Regions from separate parts of the Homo sapiens genome. Here region 1 is linked to region 2. Evidence: read pairs that join two places in POLR2A ChIA-PET (ENCODE). Cell type or tissue: A673. All regions are shown on one strand. Each heading gives the region's core, and the rest is flanking DNA. Links, peaks and the distances in the headings are about the cores only. Region 1 overlaps VRK1 (VRK serine/threonine kinase 1). Region 2 overlaps LINC02299 (long intergenic non-protein coding RNA 2299).

Evidence for each region. ChIA-PET counts read pairs that join two places held together with the same protein. Peaks named below come from ENCODE experiments on the same cell type or tissue, not always from the same donor. Only the 100,000 strongest peaks of a DNase experiment are listed, where the experiment ranks them.
Region 1: POLR2A ChIA-PET joins it to region 2 with 6 read pairs; 2 of 35 experiments call an interaction of 5 or more read pairs at or near these places.

What each region holds. Positions count from the first base shown.
Region 1 is chr14:96,870,219-96,882,626 of GRCh38, forward strand. VRK1 (VRK serine/threonine kinase 1) reads left to right here. Exons shown (of 13, transcript NM_003384.3): 12 at 5,812-5,902; 13 at 10,959-11,391. The coding sequence ends at 10,990. Among named protein-coding and RNA genes, the nearest start is that of LINC00618, 67 kb to the right of the region's middle. In A673, for the core only: no CTCF peak of the experiment used is centred there; no DNase peak of the experiment used is centred there.
Region 2 is chr14:96,757,861-96,770,268 of GRCh38, forward strand. The region is part of intron 3 of LINC02299 (long intergenic non-protein coding RNA 2299); the gene reads left to right. Among named protein-coding and RNA genes, the nearest start is that of LINC02299, 23 kb to the left of the region's middle. RefSeq lists an enhancer at 4,915-4,964. In A673, for the core only: no CTCF peak of the experiment used is centred there; a DNase peak (open chromatin) is centred at 5,041.

The DNA of each region.
Region 1 (12,408 bases), core at 3,873-8,872, 110 kb after region 2:
ACTAAAACTCAGAAGAGGCCAGGTGACTTGTTCAGGGCTGTGAAATCATTATTATTATGCATTTATATAGAAAGTTCAAGGCATCCTAGTGATTTTAGGCATAAAATATTAAAGATAATTAAAGCATGACCCGGCCACTCATTTGCCTTTTCCCATAAATTGTACTTGAACCATCTTAACTTTGCCAAAAGTTTTCGACCTTAATGGTGCATGTCATGGAACCCTCAGAGGAAAACATGAGTGAAGAGATGTGACATTGACTTTAATCTAGAATAGAATACACTGACATATTAGTCTTCTAGACCGTAGTTCATTGAATCTCTGGAAACAGCTTTCGTCTTGTTAACTGACTATACGTTTGATCATATTAAAGTTTCATGATCTCCTTGTAACATGAATGATGTTAGAATCATGAAAAGCCATTGCTGCCAACAAGTTGGAAGTTGAATTTACGGTTTTCAAAAGTGTCATTAGGAGATTTTTCTAGGTTGTGCTTGCTATTATTGTATGACATTTTGATGAAAGTTCTTAAGCATGTAGTACTCTTGTAGATCATGTAATCAAGGGTTAGCTTGTTTCACAGCTAATCTGCTTGTTAGCTGAATGTTTTTTCTAGGAGAATGGATGACAGTAGAGCTTGAAGGCAGCTTTCCCTAGTTCCTTAGTAAGCCAAGCTGAAGGGACATACATGTGCTCTAAAATAAGTGAATAGACAAATTATGCTGACTTTATGAAAGCAGTGCTTTTGCTGAAAAAAATGTGTTGCGCATGGAGCAATCAACCCTGATAGCCAACCAGATGGTTTTTTTCCTCCATTTATTCTGACAAAGTCTACCATTGTATCAGTATTTTTTGGCACATTCATATAAATTACCTGTAATTTTTGGTGTGCTATTTTTTGATAGTTACAGTAAATTCTTAATTTTTCATGGTATTGTAAGGGTGGGATACCTTGAACTAGTGAAGAACATAGATATTCCAAACTTTGTGTGCCATATATTTAATCATTTTATTTTGCTAACCTTGTTCCTTCAGACCTGTTAATTAGCAAAATTGCTTGAGTTGTACTTCCTTTCTATCTCCAGAGTAGGTAACTAAAAATGTTGACAGGAGAGAGATCTAAATTTAAACAAGTAGACAACAACAACAAAATCAAGGGTGGACTGTGATGTAATGTGTGTGTTACATTTACATATGGATTGATACTTCAATGAATGAATTTCCATGTTAGTGGGATTACACTGGACACTTATGTAAGAACACTCATTTATGGAACCCTAAAAGGATTTCTTATAGTGCTTATAGCAAAACAAATAGTTGCAGAAATTAAACGTGTGTGTATTTAATGTTTTTATAAAAGATGAAGTTTCTCTTTTGCTTTAACTATTTTATAGTGTCTATTTTTCAGCTTGAAAATGACAGTGCCAGGCACACAGTAGATGCTTAATAAGTACATGGTGGTGATCTTCACCTCTGTTCAGATGGAGGTCAGTGCTGTTGTGGAAGGAAATTGCAATAGTCATTATTTTTATTACAGTCTTCATCACTGAAACTCATTGAAAACAATAAATCACTTTAATAAATTCTAGCAAATTTTTATTTTTATTTTTATTTTTTTTTGAGACGGAGTCTTGCTCTGTCACCCAGGCTGGAGTTCATTGGTGTGATCTTGGCTCACTGCAACCTCTGCCTCCTGGATTCAAGCAGTTCTTCTGCCTCAGCTGGGACTGGTGTGTGCCACCACACCTGGCTAATTTTTGTATTTTTAGTAGAGACGGGGTTTCGCCATGTGGCCAGCCTGGTCTCAAACTCCTGACCTCAAGTGATCCACCCACCTAGGCCTCCCAAAGTGCTGGGATTGTAGGCGTGAGCTACTGCGCCGGGCCTCTAGCAGGATATTTTTAGATTATTCCTCAAATTTGTCTGTCTCTTTTCAAGTCATTCATTCATTTCCTAACTCTCCATCTTTTTATTTCTTCTCCCTGTAGTTATGTTTGACCTTTCTCTGCATTTTCTTAAAACATATATGTAATTAATGTCCATTCAAATATTACAGTTTTTGAGAGACTTAGAGGAAGATATGAAATTACCTCTTTATTACAAGAATAGTTCAATAGTTACTCTACAGGTGCACATCTGTATATGTGCAAAACACTGTGCCAAACTCATTAAGGGTTAGATAAATGAGGAAAACCATAGTCCTTGCCCTCAGGGAACATACGTAGTAGAAGAGAAATAGAGGAGGTTATGAAAATAGTTTACATGAAATACACAAATGTGTGTACTATAATATAACTCTGGAAAAAAATACATTAAGAACACAGCAACTAGAAACTGCTGCTTCCTACTGAAAGCTCACATAGGAGACCGCATAGTGCTGTGGAAAGGAAATTGCAATAAGAATAAAGAGCTCTGAGTTCTAGTCTTTTCATCACCATCAGCTGAGAAATACTGAGCACATTCTCTGGCTTTTTTCCGTCCCTAGCTTCAGTTTTTTCTGTGTATATAGTAGATTTTAACTAAATCTATTAGTTTCATAAATATTGTGGCATAATAACATGTTTGCTGTAACCTTCATAGAAGATGTGTCCTTTTTCTTTTAGTTACTACTAATATTCTATTTTCAGCCACTTTTAGGGAATGTAATAATTTAATCAAATAAATAAAATAAGATTAACTGATTAGTCACATGGACTGATTAGTGCAGTGTTTAGAACAAAGAACTTTGTTCTAAACTGTGTTCTATAGCACATATGACATATGTGCTATATGAAGCATTTTAAAACTTCTAGGCTGTATATTTTAAGTTTCTAAAGTAGACATGTAGACTTTTGTCTTATGGGATGGACAAAACCCAAATAACACTGCCCGAGTACGCATCTCTTAGAGACAGCCATGAATCTGATTGGCTTTTCTTAGAAGCTGTTGAAAGCATCTAGAGGTGATCTTTTGATGCTTGACTTGGGAAGCAAAGAATTGGTCTTTGGTTTTTGCTTCTGAAGATTTTTTTTCTCTTTTCTATTAAAACAGCTTTAAGTCTACAGCAGGTCTCCAATCGGTGTTTAGACTATTAGTAAATTATCAGTTCAAATGCATCTAGCCTGTTTGTCTTCCTGTTTCTAAATTGGAAGTGAGAAGCTGCTAATTAACTAAACTTTAGCATATCTGAACACTTCAAAAATATAATGTGTAATATATATGCTGGTGCCCTTTGAAATCTAAGTTTTGAAGATATTTTAGCTGTGCTGAATTAAAAGAATACTCAAGTTTATTTTATAAGTTATTTTAGTATATCATACAATATTTTGGTTTCATATTAAACGCAAAGGCACCTGTGAGACCTGATACAGAATGTGACAAAAATCAGAGATTAGCATAGTCACTTTGTGAAGACATTTTTCTGTTCAAAAGGAACCAAAATATGCACTATCTGAAGCCTAAGGATGTTGACAAATAACAAAATGAAGCATTTGGAAAGATTCAGAAGGAAGAAGCTGGGAGCAGATTGCTTAGAATTTTACTCATTGCCTTATAAAATTGATAACATACTTAGGTACTACTAAACTTGAAGGGTTTTATTTTGGTTTTTTAATTGGTCTGTAGACCACTGGCCCTTTCTATGCAGACTACGTACATTATTAGAAAAGTTGGGCAGGAGTTACCTGGCTGAAGTGTGGATTAATGCAGTAGAGTGCTTTACGTAATGCATACTGCTTAAAGCACAGGTGTTTCTTTTGTTGGTTGAATACTGTCTGATTTTCCTTCCTATGTAATTTACCTGCATGGAGATTAAGAAAGCCCCCTTTTATTAAATAAGCTTGAAAACTAGATGAATGCACTTAGGTTCTTGGGTAGAATGTATTGGATAGCTAGCTCCCTTTATGATGAGCATTTAAAAATCTGCTCTCCAAAAACTGGGAAATGCATTCTCTGCTGTATGGAAAGCAATATAGTACTGAAATATTCCTCCTTAATTTTGGTCTGAACAAACAAAAGTGTCTGTGTTTATTCTTGCCTAATGCATCACAAATCTGCTGACATGCTAACCTTGGAGTCTTGGCTGGCGTTAATCAGGCCTGTGCACCGGCAGGAAAGATGTACCTAATGCACTCCATCAGTGCAGTTTGCATATGGAAGTTCTCACAGGGGAGCTGCCCTGTGCCAGCTGAGGGTTACCTGCCCACTGCAGTTATTGTATGTAATTATCGAACCAATCTGTTCAGCCCAGCAGGGTTTAGACGGTAATCATGAAGCAACACTGGAAAAGAAAGATGTAAGGCATTCTCCCCTTTTCTCATCAGTTATATGAAGTTATAGCCACTCTTACAGCTATTTTTGAGAGGCAATACCCCCATATACAAATCTGCTAAATGAATGCCTTTGAAAGTTTCTCAAGGTTCAGTCAAGTTGTTATTTTTGTATGTGTGAAGCATTTTCTTTAGGAACATGGTGGGTATCTCTGAGTTCTAATTTTCCACAGCCACCTTAAGAATGTTTTGAAACAGTGGGATTAATTGTAATACATAGATAATAACAGTTCTGACCGTTTGGAGGTTTTAAGGTAATGTGCCTTGAATAGAGTTCAGCTTTCCCATGTAGTTCTCTTTGGAACAGAACCCATGGTTGCCATTAGGAAAAGGAACAATGTGCTGTCAGCAGGCATTATCCTCTTTTCTAGCTGTACACAAAATGGCCTGCAGCAAGGAACATTCTCAGATGAAGTTTAACTTATTGTTAATTGTTAGAAAATATAAATGAGGACATTCTGTTGCATTGTGAACCTGTGAGATTTGGGGCATGTCGGATGGTTTTCTAAATGATACAGACTTATTTTAGGCAACCAAGAGAAGCTTTGGATTAAAATTTGTATTTTAACCTGCTTAAATTTGAAACTACAGAAGATAAAGTTATATAAAAAAATTCAAAGTTTTATATTTATTCCTAATGCCCGTCTATAATTTTACCTATGTATAGAGATGTTAGAGAATTTAGAAACTTAACGCAGGATTGGACCTGTTAGAAAATGTTGTAGTGGTAGAAACACATAAAATGAAATTGAAGGAACATTTGGGAAGAATGGATGGTGACAGAATATAAGCACTGACTCCTAAATAACACTTCACTAGAAAAATAGGACAGGCCCAAGAGAATGTAGGAAATCCAGACGATTTTTGAGATTTTCGGAGAGCTTTGTACTTTTAAGACTATTCATGTACAGTAAGGTTTATGGCCCTCTTAAACTTTTAATAAAAAGTATGCTAAAAGAGAAACAATTATTACAAGTTTTTCATTATTGATTCATAAATAGAATTCTACCACCAATGTTATGTGGTACAAACACTGATTTAATAAATGGGGCAAGACATACATTTTTTCCATTTATCAAATAGATTATCCTCTCCACCCCACCCATGTTGTACAATGTGGAGAGTATCATTGGCCTGAGTGGTGATCGTGAGTTTGTAAAACATTTTGTTTTAAAAGAGTTTCTGTATGATTAGTCCTGATGGTTAAACCATAGCTTTGAATAATGAAGTATATAAAGCATGAAAAGTTAGAGGTGGATATAACAAATATATCTACCATCTGGGTTAACTGTCTAGTTGAAAGTTCTTGTACTCCCCCTTTCTTCCATCCCTCATCCATTCCTTTAGGTAACTACTATCCTGAAGTTGAGAATATTCTTCCTGTGTGTTTTGACACACCCACACCTATATACATTTATACACACACACAGACAAATATGTGATGAGTTTGTAGTTTACTTGACTGTCAGATATCTCTCTCTCTCTCTTTAATTTTATATGTAAGAAGCGAAAGAAAGAAATTGAAGAAAGCAAGGAACCTGGTGTTGAAGATACGGAATGGTCAAACACACAGACAGAGGAGGCCATACAGACCCGTAAGTTGAACAGTTTTGCCTAGCTGCTTTCATAGGTAAACACAAATTTCATTTCCTCCCATTAGATGAGGGGTCAACTATTTGGGTCATGACCTTTTGATTTTATAATAAAATACCACAAGATTTTTATATAGTATGTATTGTGTCTTTTGTACACAGGTTAGATTATTTTCTCTCCACAATAATTATAAAGTTGAGACTGGGAAGCTTCCTTCATTTTGCAGATTTGGAACCCGAGACACTGAATGATTAAATGGCAGAGCTGCCAGGCGTGGTGACTGATGTGTGCCTGTAGTCTCAGCTACTCAGGAGGCTGAGGCAGGAGGATCACTTGAGCCCAGGAGTTTGAGTCCAGTCTGGGCAACATAGAAACCCCATCTCTAAAATAAATAAAATAAATGACTGAGCTGTTGTGAAAGGGTTAGTGATAGAGACCAGAACTCTTAACTGTCAGGCCAATGTCTTTCCACTTCCTCACACTGATCCCACATAACTCTGGGTATGATAGTGAGTGTCAGGGGTCAGACATGGGTCTGTTGCAGCTGAGCTGCCTGATTGTTCCTTATAAAGTTTGTCAACCTCTTCTTTTTTTTGAACAAGTTAAGAGGAAAGGAATTAAAGCTTTATGGATGATCACTTTTCAAAGTTCTTGAAGCAAAAAAAAAAAAAAACACAAAAAAACAAAAAAAACAAGGTATGAAGTCATTTTTCTGAGATGGCTTATAAACTGGCACTGAAGGCACTTCCAATAGTTCCAGAAATGACATTAGCAAAGGCAGCATCTGCAAAGGGCAGAGCTAGGTTGGACTTTGGTCTGATATGTTTAATAAACTGCCAGCCAATGTGTTCCAGGATTCATGTGATATGATGATGTACTTGACTCAATAAAGAGAGCTATTCAGTGTGGCCCACAATACATTTTTTTAAAAAGATTTTTCCTGTCTGCCTTTTTTTTTTTTTGAATTATTATTTTGTTTGTCCTGAAATATTTCTTGGTTGCTAACAGAAAAGGCTTATTTTTGGTTAAAAAAAAATTTTACAGCATAGGTGCCATATTGAGTAATGCCACCAATTTATTTTACCTTCCTTTTGCTAGTGACATTAGTGCATGTTTGTGGAAAGCACAGTATTCAACTTTCAAAGAGAATCATTTTTGCCCTGATTTTATTACTATGTTCTTCATTACATATTATGGTTAGAACATCCTTTGGTTTAATCTGTTTTAACCCAAAGAATACTTGAGATACCTGAAGAGGGAATATATAACTTCACACTGAAGGCGAGAGGTTTTGAAGTAGTCCCTCTCTTTTTCCCGCTGCTGTCTTCCTTTCGCTACTGTCTTTTTTCCTCCTTTCCCCTGTCTTGTTCATTTTGTTATTAGGAAGTGAGGAGTCCCAAGGAGCAATACATCGAAGCATGTCTCAGCCAGAGGCTAGCAGCAGCAGCTATGACAGTGAGTGGGAACAAAATTAAGGAGTATTTATAAATATACAGCAATATTCTTAAAAAACAATCCCTTAAATTTTAAAACTGGCAATTTTAGTTTCAGAAAGATCCTGCATTGTTCTAGTGAGATTGACACTCATTAAGTCTAAGGCAGAGTCTCAGCTGCGCATCAGGAAGACTCATCCCTTTCTTGACTGCCTGGACATCATTTGTTACCTGAACTTTGCTTAATGAGCATCAAGCGTTTTTGTTTTGATAGATAAATGCCTTTAAATTCTAGTATAATTATGAATTTTTTTTTAACCTAAGTTTTTAGTTTAAGGTCTTCTACTGATGCTTTTTCCCATGAGAAAATATATCAGTATTTTTGTTATTTTATTAATGACAAAAGAGTATAGTAAAGTCATAAATAATTTAAGGAGAACAATTCAGTTTTTTTGACCTAACTTTTTCAGAAGATAAAGAATAGTCAGATTCACCCTTATTCATATAAACTCAAAATTGCCGTTCTTAAAATGCTGTTTATTTCCCCCATTACAGTTCACTTTTTTCCCCTAAAGTACAATGCGAGTTAAGGTATTTTACTATCAAAATAATCATAAGTGAGAGAAATATTATCTGATGGTAAAATATTATTGCTTCCAGCAAAAAGAAAAAGCCAAGAGTTCATGTAAATGTATATTTTTAAATTTATCAGTTTAAAAGTTACTTGAAGGAAAAGACACATTATTACATTTGTTTTTTTAATTTTTAAGATATATAGTACAATTCAGTGAACACTGTGTTTTAGGGCTTTAAGATTTTGTGTCATAAACGTGTTTCAAGAATGGTTACCTCTAACAGCAGCTTTAGAAATGTCAGTTTCTTCATTAACAATTTTATTTTCAAACACAATTTATGATTTACAGTATGGTAAGAGATTTTTCGCACTGTGTGATCTTTCAGAATGCTGTGCCTAGCAAAATGGGAGCAACTTTCCTTTAATATCTATTTAGACCATTTTAAAAATGTGTATAATTTTCTAGATACACCTAAACTCATTTTGAATAGTTGGGGGTCTATTGTGTAAGAACACATTCTGAAAGCTTTCAAAATGTGTATTGTGTAGGTTTTCTCAAATAAATAGAGGAGGTGATGGGATGGTTTTCAAGAAGAACAGAGGCCTCTAATCCTTTTATTTTTATGCAAGGCATAATTTTTACCAGTTGAGAAAATTTGGTTACTGGCTGCAAGTAATTTTTCCCCTCACAAAATGAGGAGCCTTTAAAAATCATGCATATTTTGGCATTTCAAAATCATGCCAGTATTTCAGAATTGTGCTAAAAATTAGCTAATATAGCCATGATATTTATGGCTGGTGTACTTTCCCCCCTCCTGTTCATAAAATGGAGGCTACTTTTGTTGGTATTATTTTTAAGAACCTTGGATTTTGGACCATTCCTGAGGAATCTTTGGAGAAAGCATGACTAGTCAAAAAGTAGATATTTTTAAGGGAACCCTACAAAGAAATTTCCTACTTTTTTTTTCCTACTGCATTATAAAATCATAGAAAAGCATCCCAAACTTGTATGTTATTTTCCAAATATCAAATTATATACATTAGTCTTCTGATTGGACCCTTTGCCAGTAGTGTATATTATGAAAATGGTTATATATTTAATTAAAGAGATAAGGTAGTTTTTTTTGTAACAATCAGAATTGATTATTAGGGAAAATATTGAATTGATTTATGCAGCAAAGTCAACAAGGTGCGTAGGACTGATTATATAATAAATTCCAGGCAGTAGTAGCCCTTTTAGTTGCAGTGAGAAACTTTGGATTGAAGGAGATGAGCAGCAGTGATATTTAATTTCAGAGTAAAATGGCAAATTAAGACATTAATGAGAATAATGCTATTTGAATGTAACTTTATAGTTGTTAATTTAGTGTTCTTTGTAGTGTGGTTAAAGATTTAAAATGTGTTGAAAGGGAGATATAGTATTGATTATTGACCTTGATTTTGTAATACCCTTTATGCCAGTCTCACTATCGCAGCATTTTCAGTTTTCTGTGCAGAATTAATTTCAAATTTCTTGAAATAGGCCGGGCGCAGTGGCTCATGCTTGTAATGCCAGCAGTTTGGGAGGCTGAGGCGGGTGGATCATTTGAGGTCAGGAGTTCGACACCAGCCTGACCAACATGGTGAAAGTCTAAGTCCTACTAAAATACAAAAATTACCTGGGCGTGGTGACAGGCACCTGTAATCTCAGCTACTCTGGAGGCTGAGGCAGGAGAATCACTTGAACCCAGGAGGCGGAGGTTGCCTGAGCCAAGATCGTGTCACTGCACTCTAGCCTGGCAACAAAGCGAGACTCCCTCTCAAAAAAAAAAATAATAATAATAAAAATAAAATTTCTTGAAATAAAAACCTAAAAATCTACTGTGGGATATTTTTAATAGATGGCCGTGTTACAGAAATTTAAGAAAAAAACTCAAATTTTAGAATCAATCATAGTACAGTATATAGGGTATGTATTATGAGTGGCAGAAAAAAGGATATTCATATAAGCTTGAAATTTGCTTTCATTGAACTGTATGATTGAATAGAAACTATAACTTGGAAAAATTAAAAATGCTAGTTTTGAAACTGACCTTCATGTTAAGTAACTAAAACCCATGATCAGAAAACCTTTAGATACACATGGTAGAATTTTGTTCCACATTCAAAGAATGTTTCGTACTTTTCAGAAAAGAAGTATTGATCTTTTGTTTTTTTTCGTGCAGTCATTGATTAATTATGAGCACCATGCTGTCCCTGACTCTGGTGCCCCTGCTCTTTCCTGGCAGAGCGTAGCATGCGGCAGTGGGAAAGAAATGGCCCTGCTTCTTTCACCAGCACTAGGCAGCCGTGATCAGGCTAACTGCTGTACCCAGAGGTGGAGTAGGAGTAGTAGGTGGGGTGAAATGTCTTGGTGAGGCAGAATTCCCATGCCCCCAGCAGAGAGTCATTGATTTATTCCAAACCAGAATAGTTAGATAGGTACTGTCATAAAGGACTTAGACCAGTATCACATATGATCCTTTTCCAGGAGGCTACTCATTTGGGACCTGTATAATTCCTAGCGGAAAAGACTTTCCATTTCAGTATATCCCAGTGCTCTCCTGCCTCAAGGGTGTAGCTAATAGTCTTTAAAAAGCAACTTATTGCTTTGCTTTTCATAACATGTGTGACCTCATCGCTTCCACCTTAGGAGTGAATGCTTATCTATATTGCTAAGGTTTATATTTGGAGATAATGTTTTAAATTTTACAACAAATTTAAATTTTGGAGAGAAATATTTCAGTATTAGTAAAAATTAGATACGTTTTATCAGTCAGTATTTTTATATGGCTTAAGAGAAGGTAGGTTTTGTCAGCATATTTTTTGACATATTAAAAAATGACCCAATTTTCTAAGATTTTCAGAGTATTAGCAATCATACCTTTGTATGTCAGTTTTATCTTTGCAAATCACGAGAGTCGATTTGATTTTAAAATGTTAATAACTATATTTAGGGATATTTATATTTCTGTTCTTTTGCTTTTGTAAATTATTGACTAGTGATTTCAGTTTCTTTGATTTTTCTTCAAGGTTCAAGAACCAGAAAGAGAGTCCAGAAGTAATTCAGATGCTGTGAACCAGATTTCCTTTTCTTTGTTTTCTTTTGACTTTTTTCTCCTTTTCTATTTGAACTGTTTTATTTTCCTGTGAGTCTTGCGAGGTGGAAGTAATGATTAAATACTCATGTGTTCAGAAAACATAAACTTTTTTTATAAAAATATTTTGTACAATTCATTAAAGGCTAATTTATGAAATTTGAAAATCTTCAGGTTATACTCCTTAAGTTATCCCAAAGCCGTGTGTTTGTGATGTTTTGGAGTACATATATATGAAAATTATTATGACACGCACTTTTCTAATCATTGTACATTTCTCAGAGTGGATAAAAATGTTTGACAAAGTCCTCACTTTTAAGGAAATGCAAAGCTTAAAATAAAACTCTCTTTTGTTTGATGCAAACACACAGTATGTTGTGGCTGTAAGGTTTGGTTTGTATTGATTTTGTTCTGTTCCCAAAATCTTTTATTAAACACCTGCTGTATGAGACAGGAGGTACAAAGACAGGAAAGGAATATGAAATAAAAAGTGGAGGAAGCGTATCCATGAGAGAGAAAATCTACATATATGAAAGATTACATAAGAATTATGTCAGTATGCAAGCCGTATGACAAGAAAACAAGTGACAGATGATCAAATGGTGGTGTGATTAAAGATTGTGTAAAGACTGGCTTCATCTACGGAAGTCCTATGAACTAGATATTAATAGATAGAGCCTATTGTTCATTCACAGAAGTTTATTTTTCTTAAAAGTTTCACTTTCATAGCATGTAATATTTATACAGTAAACCAAGCACTTCAGAGTTTCAGTGATCAGAAAGTTTAAGATCTGAAATGTTTTTAGTTGCCTTGGGAACAGAAGCTTGTAATTTTAACACATTTATGAACAATTTCATGATTCATTCCTCAGAGTTTTCTTGGTCAGAGAAATTGGTATTGGACTATATTTTCTGATGGATGGCATGCCTTACCACTTAATAACATGCACAGTGTGTTTAGAAGGTATATGGACATAGTTTCACTTAAATATTTAAGTATATTAATGTGTATTCAGAATACAGCTAGCACATTAAACTGGTGATTTGTCTACTACTTAGGACAAGCCTAAAGTAGGTATTTCAATTTTTAAAAGCAAGTCGATTTGAGGGAAAAAATAAGTAAATGTACAGGTGGGATATGGACATACCAGAAATTGTGAAGGTTGGACCAAATTTGAGAAACTATGAACCAATACAAAGACTATAACTTTTGGCTCTCTTATGTGGATATTTAGTTGTCATGTGAAGCATTTATCACTGAAATGGTTAGATACTGAAAAATGCAAAACATCTACAGACTTTCCTTTGAAGATTAACCTTTTAATGCCTCCTGAAGTTCTAGAGCAATGTATCTTTACAGATTAGAAAATTTGACTTTGGGCAGA
Region 2 (12,408 bases), core at 2,594-7,593:
AGATGGATCGTTTGCAGAATCAGAATACATATATAATGTAACAGTCCAGGGAGATTTAGTTTCAGGCATTGCTGGATCCAGGAGCTCAAAGAATATCACTGGGTCTTGTTTTTCCCTGTCTCATGTCTTGCTCTCTCGTGCTGGCTTCTTTTCTAAACCACCTGGCTATCCCCCAGAACTCCCAGACTGGTTTCACCCCTGCTTCCAGCAATGCCAGTGAACAAACCTACTGTTGCTCACTACTTTCAACAAAAGTCCTGGAAATCCACCTCATTGGCTGATAACAGGCTCTTTTTTGAAACATTCCTGATGTGGCCAGAAGGGAGGGGTATGGAAGGAACATTCTCTACCCCTCCAAGATGGAACGGGCATGAGCTCTGCCCACATCAAGTCCTGAGCATGGGGGAAGACATCTCTTAAGAAGATCTCTAGGCCGGATGCGGTGGCTCATGCCTGTAATCCCAGCATTTTGGGAGGCCAAGGCGGGCAGATCATGAGGTCAAGAGATCGAGACCATCCTGGCCAACATGGTGAAACCCCATCTTTACGAAAAATACAAAAATTAGCTGGGTGTGGTGGCGTGCACCTGTAGTCCCAGCTATTCAGGAGGTTGAGGCAGGAGAATCACTTGAACCTGGGAGGCGGAGGTTGCAGTGAGCCAAGATTGTGCTATTGCACTCCAGCCTGGTGACAGAGCGAGATTCTGTCAAAAAAAAAAAAAAAAATATATATATATATATATGGGAAATATCTATTCTGAGGGGAAATGGACCCTGGATAGACACAAATAGACATCCGTTTCTGTGACCTTGTATAAGACACATAACTTTCCTAAAGCTTGTCCTGCCCAACTCATTGTAAGACTCAGGTCTGAAAACAGCAAGAAGCCTGGGAAAGCTGTCACAGAAGCAGTGTCTACCTGGGAGTGGGGGACTGTTTGCATCAGTAGCCATCTGGAGAGGGCTCAAAACTGAGCAGGACAAGGTGTGACTGCCCCAAACCCAAATCCTTTTCATAGAGAGGAAGGGAACTAGAACCCAAGGTTTCTGATCAGAAGGCAAAACAGAGTGGCCTCTCAACAGGAGGCACGTATCCTGTGTGTTCTGGAGTCACGCATTTCTGTACATTAGCAGAGTTTATGTCATCTGAGAATTCCCAGGAATGAAGGTCTCACATTGAAGTGAGTGGGAAGAGACTTCCTCAAAAACAAAAGCACATCCCGCTGAGGCAGGACAGAGATATCTTTGCTGGAAGGAGGAGGTTTCCCCTGAACCTGCAGAGGGATCAGAGACACTGCACAGGGGGCTCAATCTAGAATGATCAATTATACTGGAAGGCATATTGTTTTTTCTTTATTTATTATTCTCCAAAGGCTTTGAACATATCTAAAAAAAGGAGACTTTTATATTAGTCAAGGACACAGGGCAAAGCCACAAAGCAATATCAAAAATAAGGGCGACTACATGCTGGGGGTCAGAAAACCAGCACTCTTTCCACGATGAAAGCAACTTGGTTCTTGAGATTCCAGTTATTCCAGTCTGGAGTGCAGTGTAAGTGGTATGAATTCCCTCATCCATGTGATAATGCCTCCTTCGATGTATTCATTCATTCACCTGGGCATCCACCCCTTAATCTGTTCACTTAGTCAACCATCCAACAGGTCGTACCCACACCAATGTCAGTTAGGGCAAAGCTGCTATGCCTGCTAGAGGCTAGGAGAGAAATTCTCAGGGTAGAGAAATGGTTAAAATAAATCAAAATAAAATCTGAGTTGGCCGTGGTGCTTATTCTTAATGACACACAGGAAACTATAAACCAGCCATGCTACATAATTGACCACTGAGGATTTTTCACTCTCAGTCAGTTTGAGATGTACCGAATCCAATATCACATCAGTGATTTGATTTGTTAATAATCAAATTGCAAATACCTTTTCATTTGGCTTCAAAAAGCAAACAGCCATTCGGAATAATTTTTATGGGTCTTGGAATGCAATATAAACTTAAAATATTGTGTTTGCAAGTCCTATTGGCATGACCGTATTATAATTTATATTGGCCTATTTTGATGTACAGTGGCATAATGAAACTTTAAAAAATATATTTTGCAAAGCTGCATCTAAGCCCAAGCCGGCAGCACAGATTAATGTAAGAACAGCATGGGGATTCTTTGCATATTTTTTTTTTACGGAGATTTCTAGAGAACATTCTACTCACCAAAACTTTAACCTAAGCAAGATTTGCAAAGATTTTCAGAATCCGTCTCTTGTCACATTTCCAGGCACACTGCCTGATGCCTTTCTTCCTGCCTCACTCTTCCCCATCTCATACATCCCCTGTCCTGCCCTCCTATTTGCAATTTTATGAAGCTTTTGTGTGTATACATGTTTGCATTCTGTTTCTATTCCCTCCATCTATAATGCCCTTCTTCCCGTCTCTGCTTGGAGGATATCTCTTAGACATTCTTCAGCTCCTGGCTAACATGCTATCCCTGCTGGGAACCTTCTCTGACACCCCCAGAAGTTATTACTTCCATTCTTCCACAGCAGTTGAAAAGGAACTCTGTTACAGCTCTTGTCATAATGTGTTACTGTTATTTGTTTACATGCACAAACTCTGAAGTCCTTGACAGCCTGACCATGATATATTCAATTCAAAAACCCCAGTGCCTACCACCATGCCTGGTGCATAATACATGCTCTGTAAATGTTTGTGTAATGGTGCTGTGGATGAATGAGTGGGTAGATGGATGGATAAATGGAAAGATGGATGGAAGGATGAGGAGGTAGCGAATGAATGAATGGGTGCAAGGAAGGATGGGTGGGCTGTTGGACAGATAGGTGGATGGATGGATGGCTGGGTGGGTGGATGAATGATGGGTTGGTGGATAGATTGACAGAACAGATCCTCCTGGAGGATAATGCTTTCCCTGACATTGGAAGCATTTAAGCACAGGTTATAGAGAGACTTCAGGACCTAAATGTGTTGTTAGACAAATTAATCTATTAGATGTTTCCAACAAAAAAAGCCCTTGATTCCACCATGTTCCTGTAGAGCTACGCTTCAGCACAGAATTGCAGTAGAGGCTTACTTTACTTTTAAAGCCTGTTTTTTGTTTGTTTGCTTTTTGTTTTTTGGAGACAGGGTCTTCCTCTTCTGCTCAGGCTGGAGTGCAATGGCACAGTCATAGCTCACTGGATCCTTGAACTCCTGGGCTCAAGTGATCCTCCCACTTCAGCCTCCTGAGTAGCTGAGACTACAGGTGTGCAGCAACAAGCCTGGCCAGTTTTATTTTATTTTATTTTTGTAGAGTCGGGGTCTCACTGTGTTGCCTGGGCTGGTCTTTAACTCCTGGCCTCAAGCAATCCTCCTGCCTCAGCCTCCCAAAGCACTGGGATTACAGGCATGAGCCACGGCGCCCAGCGAAGCCTATTTTTCGAAAAGGGTCAGGGAAGGCCTCATTAACAAGATAACATTAAAACAGAGGCCTGGGGGAAGAACAGCCAGGCCTAGGGAACAGCAAGAGCTGAGCCTGCCTGCAATGTCCAGTAACTGCTAGGAGTGTGGCTGGAACAGAGGGAAAGATTTGAGATCTGACACTTTACGGCTTCTTTTGTGCCTTGCTGAGGGAGGTCTTGCTCACTTGGCATTCTAGAGACTGTTCCCCTATCTTTTAGTCATACACTTTTATAGTTTAGAATTTTACTCTTAGCTGTTTGATTTAACTAGAATCTATTATTGTATATGGTGTGAGGTAAAGTTCTAAAATTATTTCTAAATGGAGGGCCAATTATCTCAAGGTTATTTCTCGAATAGTCTGTGCTCTCCACTAATGTAAGATGCCATCTTTACCACCAACAAAATTGTCATTTATCCAACAGTTCTTTTTTGTATTCTCTCTTATTTCATTGATCTATTTGTCTGTTTCTGTGTCTGTTTCTAGTACTTAAGCTACTAGAACATGTAAGATGTTTGACATTTTTATTCTTCTTGGACTCAAACAGATGGACTTGAAAATCACTTTATCAAGTTCTATAAACTTTTTATTGGGAATACATAACATTTAAAAGTGAATTTGAGGAATACTGACATCTTTATAGCAGAGTACACCATCTACAAATAGTATGCTCTTGATTTTTTTAAAGCTGTCTTATATCATTGAGAAAAGCTTATAGTTTTTTTAAAAAATAGAATGTGCACATTTTTTGTAAAGTTTATTTCTACATATTTGTACTGACAAATGTTATTTTTTTTTTGTGAACAGGATTTTTTTCCTATTATATTTTCCAATTGGTCATTGTGTATAGAAAACCTATTATCAGGATAAATAGCTAATGCATGCGAGGCTTAATATTTAGGTGATGAGTTGATAGGTGCAGCAAACCTCTATGGCACAGGTTTACTTATGTAACAAACCTGCGCATCCTGCACATGTATTCCAGAACTTAAAATTTTTAAAAAAAGTAATAAAAAAGAAAACCTATTATATATATTCCAGAAACTTATTGAAATCTCTTATTCTTTCTAGTGCTTCTTCAGTTAGAAAGCAAATGATCATATTGCCTGCACAAAATGGGAACGTAAATTTCTTGCTTTCTTATATTTATTATTTTATCCCTCTTCTCACCTAATTGCTTTGACTAGTACCTCCAGCAAAATGTCGTATAATAAAGATGATAGCAGGTATCCTTTTCTTGTTCCTGACTTTAATAGGGAGGCTTCTAATGATTCATCGTTGGAAATTATGTTTGTGGGGTTTTAGGGCATAGGCTAAATGGTACAAGAAGACTCCAAAATACTATGGCTTAAATAAGATAGAAGCTAACTGATCTCTTACATAAGAGTTCACAGTGATAGTCCCGGGTAGGCAGCACAGGGCTGGTTCTGCTATTCTCCTCAGGTAGCTTCCAAACATGATCAGTCATTGCTGTTTTCCAGCTAGCGGGAGATAGGAGAGGGATGTCGAGCTTCCTCTTTAAAGCAGTAACAAGGCAAATTATAGGTATGCCTTCTATTCACATCCCATTGGCTGAAATTAATCACCTGACCACTCTCAATGGCAAAGGAGCCTGGGAAATGTAGTCTGTAACTTAGTGACCACATACCCACCTAAAGCTATAGTTCTAAACTACAACTAAAGCTAGGGTTTAGGAACCATTACAAAAGGGAGGAAGTGAGAATTGATGATGGGGGGGCTACAGCAATCAATGCCACAATGTTCTTTATCAACATAAGGAAATTTCCTCCTATTTCCAGGTAATAAAAAGTTTTTTTTTAATTTAAATCTGGGATTAGTTATTTTATTTTACCAGATTATTTTTCAACATATTTTGAGATGACCATATGATTTTCTCTTGTGATCTGTTAATAAAGTGAATTTCCTAATGTTGAACCATATTTGCATTTCTGGGATTAGGCTCTACTTGATTAAGTTGTGTGATTTCCATAACAGACCATTGATCATATTTTATTTAGGATTTGCTTCTATGTTTATAAGTGATACGGACCTGTAGTTCTCTTTATCTGTGCATTATTTTTGTTTTTAATATCAGGGTGATGCCAACCTGAAAGGATGGGCTGGGAAGCTTCCTATGCTCTATAAAAGTCAATAGATCTAAAACTATTTTTTAAAGGTTTGGGGGAATTTGTTCTTAAAACGATCTGGCATGGTGATTTTTTTTTTAAAGAGATAGATCTTTGATTACTGCGGCAGAGACTCCTAATTGTCCACAACCTTGGTTCTCTCCTTTTTCTAAGATAAGAGAACCCTTGACTTGTAGCTGAGTGAAATGCCTAGAAGGAGACACTTTCCTGGCTTCTCTGTGGCTAGAGGTGGCCAAGTTTCAAAACCCAGGCTGTGAAAAGTTTCAGATTTTCCGTTGTGAAGACAAGTAATGTTTGTGTGCCACTTCTGGCACAAGCCTTTAAATGTGGAAGTGTTCCCCTTATTTCCTCAATTTGCTGCTTTGAAAGGGGACTGAGAGGTGGGTCAGGTAGCAAGTTAGGGTGGCAAATCCAGAAGGCAGAAGGAGCCTGGGTTCTTAGTGCCATGAAGCTGCCATGCCAGCTCCTAGACAGGTGAGTGGACGTTTCTCTTTTCTTTGAGCCACTTATTTTGTGTTTTTGCTATAACTGCTAAGCCTACATTTAATTCATATAAGCCAGGGGTCCCCAGCCCCTGTGGTGGAAGGAGACAGAAGGAGGAAGGAGTGGCAGGCAAGCAAGTGAAGCTTCATCTGAATTTACAGTCACTCCTCATTGCTCGCATTGCCGCCTGAGCTCTGCCTCCTGTCAGATCGGTGGCTGCATCAGATTCTCATAGGAGCGCGGACCCTATTGAGAACTGTGCATGCAAGGGATCCCTGTGGAGGGAGCCACAGGCAAGCACCAGAGGGCAATCACAAGGAGCTGAGGGGACCCCCAGGTGATCGCCAAGAAGAACTTACAGTCCCAAGGAACCGAATTCTGCCAATAGCAGGAATTGCTTGGAAGAGGACACCAAGCTGCAGGTGAGAAAGCAGCCAGCCAACACCCTCAGTGTAGCCTTGTGAAGTCCTGAGCAGAGTCCCGCGATGTCATCATGACACCTGACCTTCTGAACTAAGATAATAAATGGATGTTGTTTTAGGTAGCAGTCCCCAACTTTTTTGGCACCAGGGACCAGTTTCAGGGAAGACAATTTTTTTTTTTTTCACGAACCAGGGGTTGGTGGGGGATGGTTTTGGGATGATTCAAGCCCTTTACATTTATTGTGCACTTTATTTATTTTATTTTATTTTTATTTTTTATTATACTTTAAGTTTTAGGGTACATGTGCACAACGTGCAGGTTTGTTACATATGTATACATGTGCCATGCTGGTGTGCTGCACCCATTAACTTGTCATTTAGCATTAGGTATATCTTCTAATACTATCCCTCCCCCCTCCCCCTACCCCACAACAGGCCCTGGTGTGTGATGTTCCCCTTCCTGTGTCCATGTGTTGTCATTGTTCAATTCCCACCTGTGAGTGAGAACATGCGGTGTTTGGTTTTTTGTCCTTGCGATAGTTTGCTGAGAATGATGGTTTCCAGCTTCATCCATGTCCCTACAAAGGACATGAACTCATCATTTTTTATGGCTGCATAGTATTCCATGGTGTATATGTGCCACATTTTCTTAATCCAGTCTGTCATTGTTGGACATTTGGGTTGGTTCCAAGTCTTTGCTATTGTGAATAGTGCCGCAGTAAACATACGTGTGCATGTGTCTTTATAGCAGCATGATTTATAATCCTTTGGGTATATACCCAGTAATGGGATGGCTGGGTCAAATGGTATTTCTAGTTCTAGATCCCTGAGGAATCGCCACACTGATTTCCACAATGGCTGAACTAGTTTACAGTCCCACCAACAGTGTAAAAGTGTTCCTATTTCTCCACATCCTCTCCAGCACCTGTTGTTCCCTGACTTTTTAATGATCGCCATTCTAACTGGTGTGAGATGGTATCTCATTGTGGTTTTGATTTGCATTTCTCTGATGGCCAGTGATGATGAGCATTTTTTCATGTGTCTGTTGGCTGCATAAATGTCTTCTTTTGAGAAGTGTCTGTTCATATCCTTTGCCCACTTGTTGATGGGGTTGTTTGTTTTTTTTCTTGTAAATTTGTTTGAGTTCATTGTAGATTCTGGATATTAGCCCTTTGTCAGATGAGTAGACTGCAAAAATTTTCTCCCATTCTGTGGGTTGCCTGTTCACTCTGATGGTAGTTTCTTGTGCTGTGGAGAAGCTCTTTAGTTTAATTAGATCCCATTTGTCAATTTTGGCTTTTGTCACCATTGCCTTTGGTGTTTTAGACATGAAGTCCTTGCCCATGCCTATGTTCTGAATGGTATTGCCTAGGTTTTCTTCTAGGGTTTTTATGGTTTTAGGCTTAACATTTAAGTCGTTAATCCATCTTGAATTAATTTTTGTATAAGGTGTAAGGAAGGGATCCAGTTTCAGCTTTCTACATATGGCTAGCCAGTTTTCCCAGTACCATTTATTAAATAGGGAATCCTTTCCCCGTTTCTTGTTTTTGTCAGGTTTGTCAAAGATCAGATGGTTGTAGATGTGTGGTATTATTTCTGAGGGCTCTGTTCTGTTCCATTGCTGTATATCTCTGTTTTGGTACCAGTACCATGCTGTTTTGGTTACTGTAGCCTTGTAGTATAGTTTGAAGTCAGGTAGCGTCATGCCTCCAGCTTTGTTCTTTTGGCTTAGGATTGACTTGGCAGTGCAGGCTCTTTTTTGGTTCCATATGAACTTTAAAGTAGTTTTTTCCAATTCTGTGAAGAAAGTCATTGGTAGCTTGATGGGGATGGCATTGAATCTGTAAGTTACCTTGGGCAGTATGGCCATTTTCATGATATTGATTCTTCCTACCCATGAGCATGGAATGTTCTTCCATTTGTTTGTATCCTCTTTCATTTCATTGAGCAGTGGTTTGTAGTTCTCCTTGAAGAGGTCCTTCACATCCCTTGTAAGTTGGATTCCTAGGTATTTTATTCTCTTTGAAGCAATTGTGAATGGGAGTTCACTCATGATTTGGCTCTCTGTTTGTCTGTTATTGGTGTATAAGAATGCTTGTGATTTTTGCACATTGATTTTGTATCCTGAGACTTTGCTGAAGTTGCTTATCAGCTTAAGGAGACTTTGGACTGAGACAATGGGGTTTTCTAGAAATACAATCATGTCATCTGCAAGCAGGGACAATTTGACTTCCTCTTTTCCTAATTGAATACCCTTTATTCCCTTCTCCTGCCTGATTGCCCTGGCCAGAACTTCCAACACTACGTTGAATAGGAGTGGTGAGAGAGGGCATCCCTGTCTTGTGCCAGTTTTCAAAGGGAATGCTTCCAGTTTTTGCCCATTCAGTATGATATTGGCTGTGGGTTTGTCATAGATGGCTCTTATTATTTTGAGATATGTCCCATCAATACCTAATTTAATGAGAGTTTTTAGCTTGAAGGGTTGTTGAATTTTGTCAAAGGCCTTTTCTGCATCTATTGAGATAATCATGTGGCTTTTGTCATTGGTTCTGTTTATATGCTGGATTACGTTTATTGATTTGTGTATGTTGAACCAGCCTTGCATCCCAGGGATGAAGCCCACTTGATCATGGCGGATAAGCTTTTTGATGTGCTGCTGGATTCGGTTTGCCAGTATTTTATTGAGGATTTTTGCATCGATGTTCATCAGGGATATTGGTCTAAAATTCTCTTTTTTTGTTGTGTCTCTGTCAGGCTTTGGTATCAGGATGATGCTGGCCTTATAAAATGAGTTAGGGAGGATTCCGTCTTTTTCTATTGATTGGAATAGTTTCAGAAGGAATGGAACCAGCTTCTCCTTGTACCTCTGGTAGAATTCAGCTGTGAATTCATCTGGTCCTGGACTTTTTTTTGTTGGTAAGGTATTAATTATTGCCTCAATTTCAGAGCCTGTTATTGGTCTATTCAGAGATTCAACTTCCTGGTTTAGTCTTGGGAGGGTGTATGTGTTGAGGAATTTGTCCATTTCTTCTAGATTTTCTAGTTTATTTGCGTAGAGGTGTTTATAGTATTCTCTGATGGTAGTTTGTATTTCTGTGGGATCAGTGGTGATATCCCCTTTATCATTTTTTATTGTGTCTATTTGATTCTTCTCTCTTTTCTTCTTTATTAGTCTTGCTAGCGGTCTATCAATTTTGTTGATCTTTTCAAAAAACCAGCTCCTGGATTCATTGATTTTTTGAAGGGTTTTTTGTGCACTCTATTGCCCAGGCTGGAGTGCAGTGGCACAATCTAGGCTTACTGCAACCTCTGCCTCCCAGGTTCAAGTGATTCTCCTACCTCAGCCTCCTGAGTGACTAGGATTACAGGCACCTACCACCATCCCGGCTAATTTTTGTAGTTTTAGTAGAGACTGGGTTTCACCATGTTGGCCAGGCTGATCTCGAACTCCTGACCACAGGTGATCTGACCGCCTCGGACTCCCAAAGTGCTGGGATTATAGGCATGAGCCGCCATGACCAGCCATGAAATAAGTGATTTTTATTTTTACCACCATACATTTTGAATTCTTCAAAATTTCTCTATTTCATGTAGAGATAATATTACATGTATTATTTTTATTTTTATGTTTTGTGATTAGGATGGTCCATTTAAAATGCTGGTATTTGACCAATTTTGATTTATGCAAATGGCAATTTCATGTAGTTCAAACTAAAATTTTATTTTCAGAAAAACAAAGCTAATAAGGGATCTAATTAAAAAAGAAATCGACCCTAATATAGTGGGGAATTTGGGGCAAAAAATCGGATAAGAAGCAGCTCTTCTGTTTAGATTGAAAATTGAAGAGGATGTCATGAAGGTCTCAAGTCAATGAAAGAAGCTGAAACAGATGGAAAGCAAGGAGGTAAAGCAGTGAATGGACCTTGGGGACCCACATTTATACATGAAAGCAAGGAGGCACTCCTAGAGAAATGCCCACAGAGGGCACACCAGGAAGGCACACTACAGTTGCAAGAACGAACGGGAAAACAGAGGAAGTGAGGTCAGCTGAAGGGAGATAAAGGGCAGAGCCTCCACAAGCCAGCCTATGAGTGCCCCTCTCCCCTTGCTCTCCTTCCCTTCCTCCTCCCTCCCTTCCTCCCTCCTTCTTTCCTTCCTTCCCAGCCTTGCTTCCCTCCCTTCCATCCGTCCTTTCTTCCATCCCTCCCTCCCTCCCTTCCTCCCTACATCCTTCCTCTCTCTCCCTCCCTCCCTTCCATCCTTCCTCCCTCTCTCCCTTCCATCCTTCCTCCCTCCCTTCTTCCTCCTTCCCTTCCTTCTTCCTTCCTTCCTTCCCTTCCTCCTTCCCTTCTTTCCTTCCATCCTTCCTCCTTCCCTTCCTTCCTTCCTTCCTTCATCCTTCCCTCCCTCCCTGCCTTCCATCCTTCCTCCTTCCTTCCTCCCTCCCTTCCTTCTTTCCTTCCTCCCTCCCTCCCTCGCTTGCTTCCTCTCTCCCTCCCTTCCTTCCTATCTTCATTCCTTCCTTCCTCCCTCCCTCCTTCCTTCTTTCTTCCTTCCTTCCCTCCTTCTTTCTTTCTTTCCTTCCTTCTTCCCTTCCTTCCTCCCTCCCTCACTCCCTCCTTCCTTCTTTCCTTTCTTCCTCCCTCCCTCACTCCCTCCTTCTTTCTTTCCTTCCTTCCTCCCTCCCTCACTCCCTCCTTCCTTCTTTCCTTCCTCCTCCCTTCCTCCCTCCTTCCTTCTTTCCTTACCTCCTTCCTTCTTCCCTCCCCTCTCCCTTCCTTCCTTCCTTCCTTCCTTCCTTCCTTCCTTCCTTCCTTCCTCTGTCCCTCTCTCCCTCCCTCCCTTTCTTCTTTCTTTTTCTCAGGTCATGTTATACAAGACACCATACCACACCCCACGTTGTGACGATAATGCTCACAGCTAGTGAGGAAGGCCATAGAAAGCACACTTCGGTGCCTGCATTGAATGGTACAAGACAGCACCCCCCAGCCTAAAAGCGGGTCAGCCTTGCCAACCCAGGCATGGAGAGGCAGCAGGGAATGAAGTTTCTGGTTAGTTCAGTGATCTGCCTTACCAGATGTATTCATGTGCTAAGGCTGCTGTCACAAAGCACCACAAACTGGGTGACTTAAGCAACAGACGTTCATTCTTTCCCAGTGTTGGAGGCCAGAAGTCCAAGATCAAGGTGTGGGCAGGGTTGTGCCCCCTCTGAAGGCTCTTGGGAGGGATCCATTCCAGGTCTGTCTCTGAGCTTCTGGTAACTCCTTGGCTTGTGGCAGCAGAACTCCCTTCAAATCGTATTCTCCCTGTATGTGTGTCTGTGACCACGTTTCCTCTTTTTATAAGGACACCTGTCATATTGAGGTAGGGCTCACCCTACTCCAGTATGACCTCCTCCTAACCATTACATCTGCTATGACCCTATTTCCAAATAAGGTCATATTCTTAGGAGCTCAGAGTTAGGACTTCAAGGTAGGAATTTAGGGGGATACAATTCCGCCGTGAATATTGGGTAATGTGGAAATCATTCTTATTTATTTCAGAAAAGTGGTTTTTATTTCAGAAAAGTTTCCTAAAACAAATAGTTATATCTCCCTCTACAGCATAGCAAAAAGAGTCTTGGCACTCAATAAGACAGGGACCTACTGTCTTGGGTTGGGGGTGGGGGAGTCTCTACCATCCTGAGGTCCAGGGGCAGGACTGTAGGGGTTGTGTGAGGCAGAGCTGGAGTCCTAGAAGCTGGGGTTTGTCTCTGAGAAGCCCTATGAAGAGCTAAGCCTCTGGAATCTGGCGCATTAACCATCTCACCCAAAGGGGATGTGTGACCTCAGCATGTCACTCGTTAAGCACCTACCTCCCCAGTCACAGCTTCTTACCTCCAAAATACAGGAGACATGCCT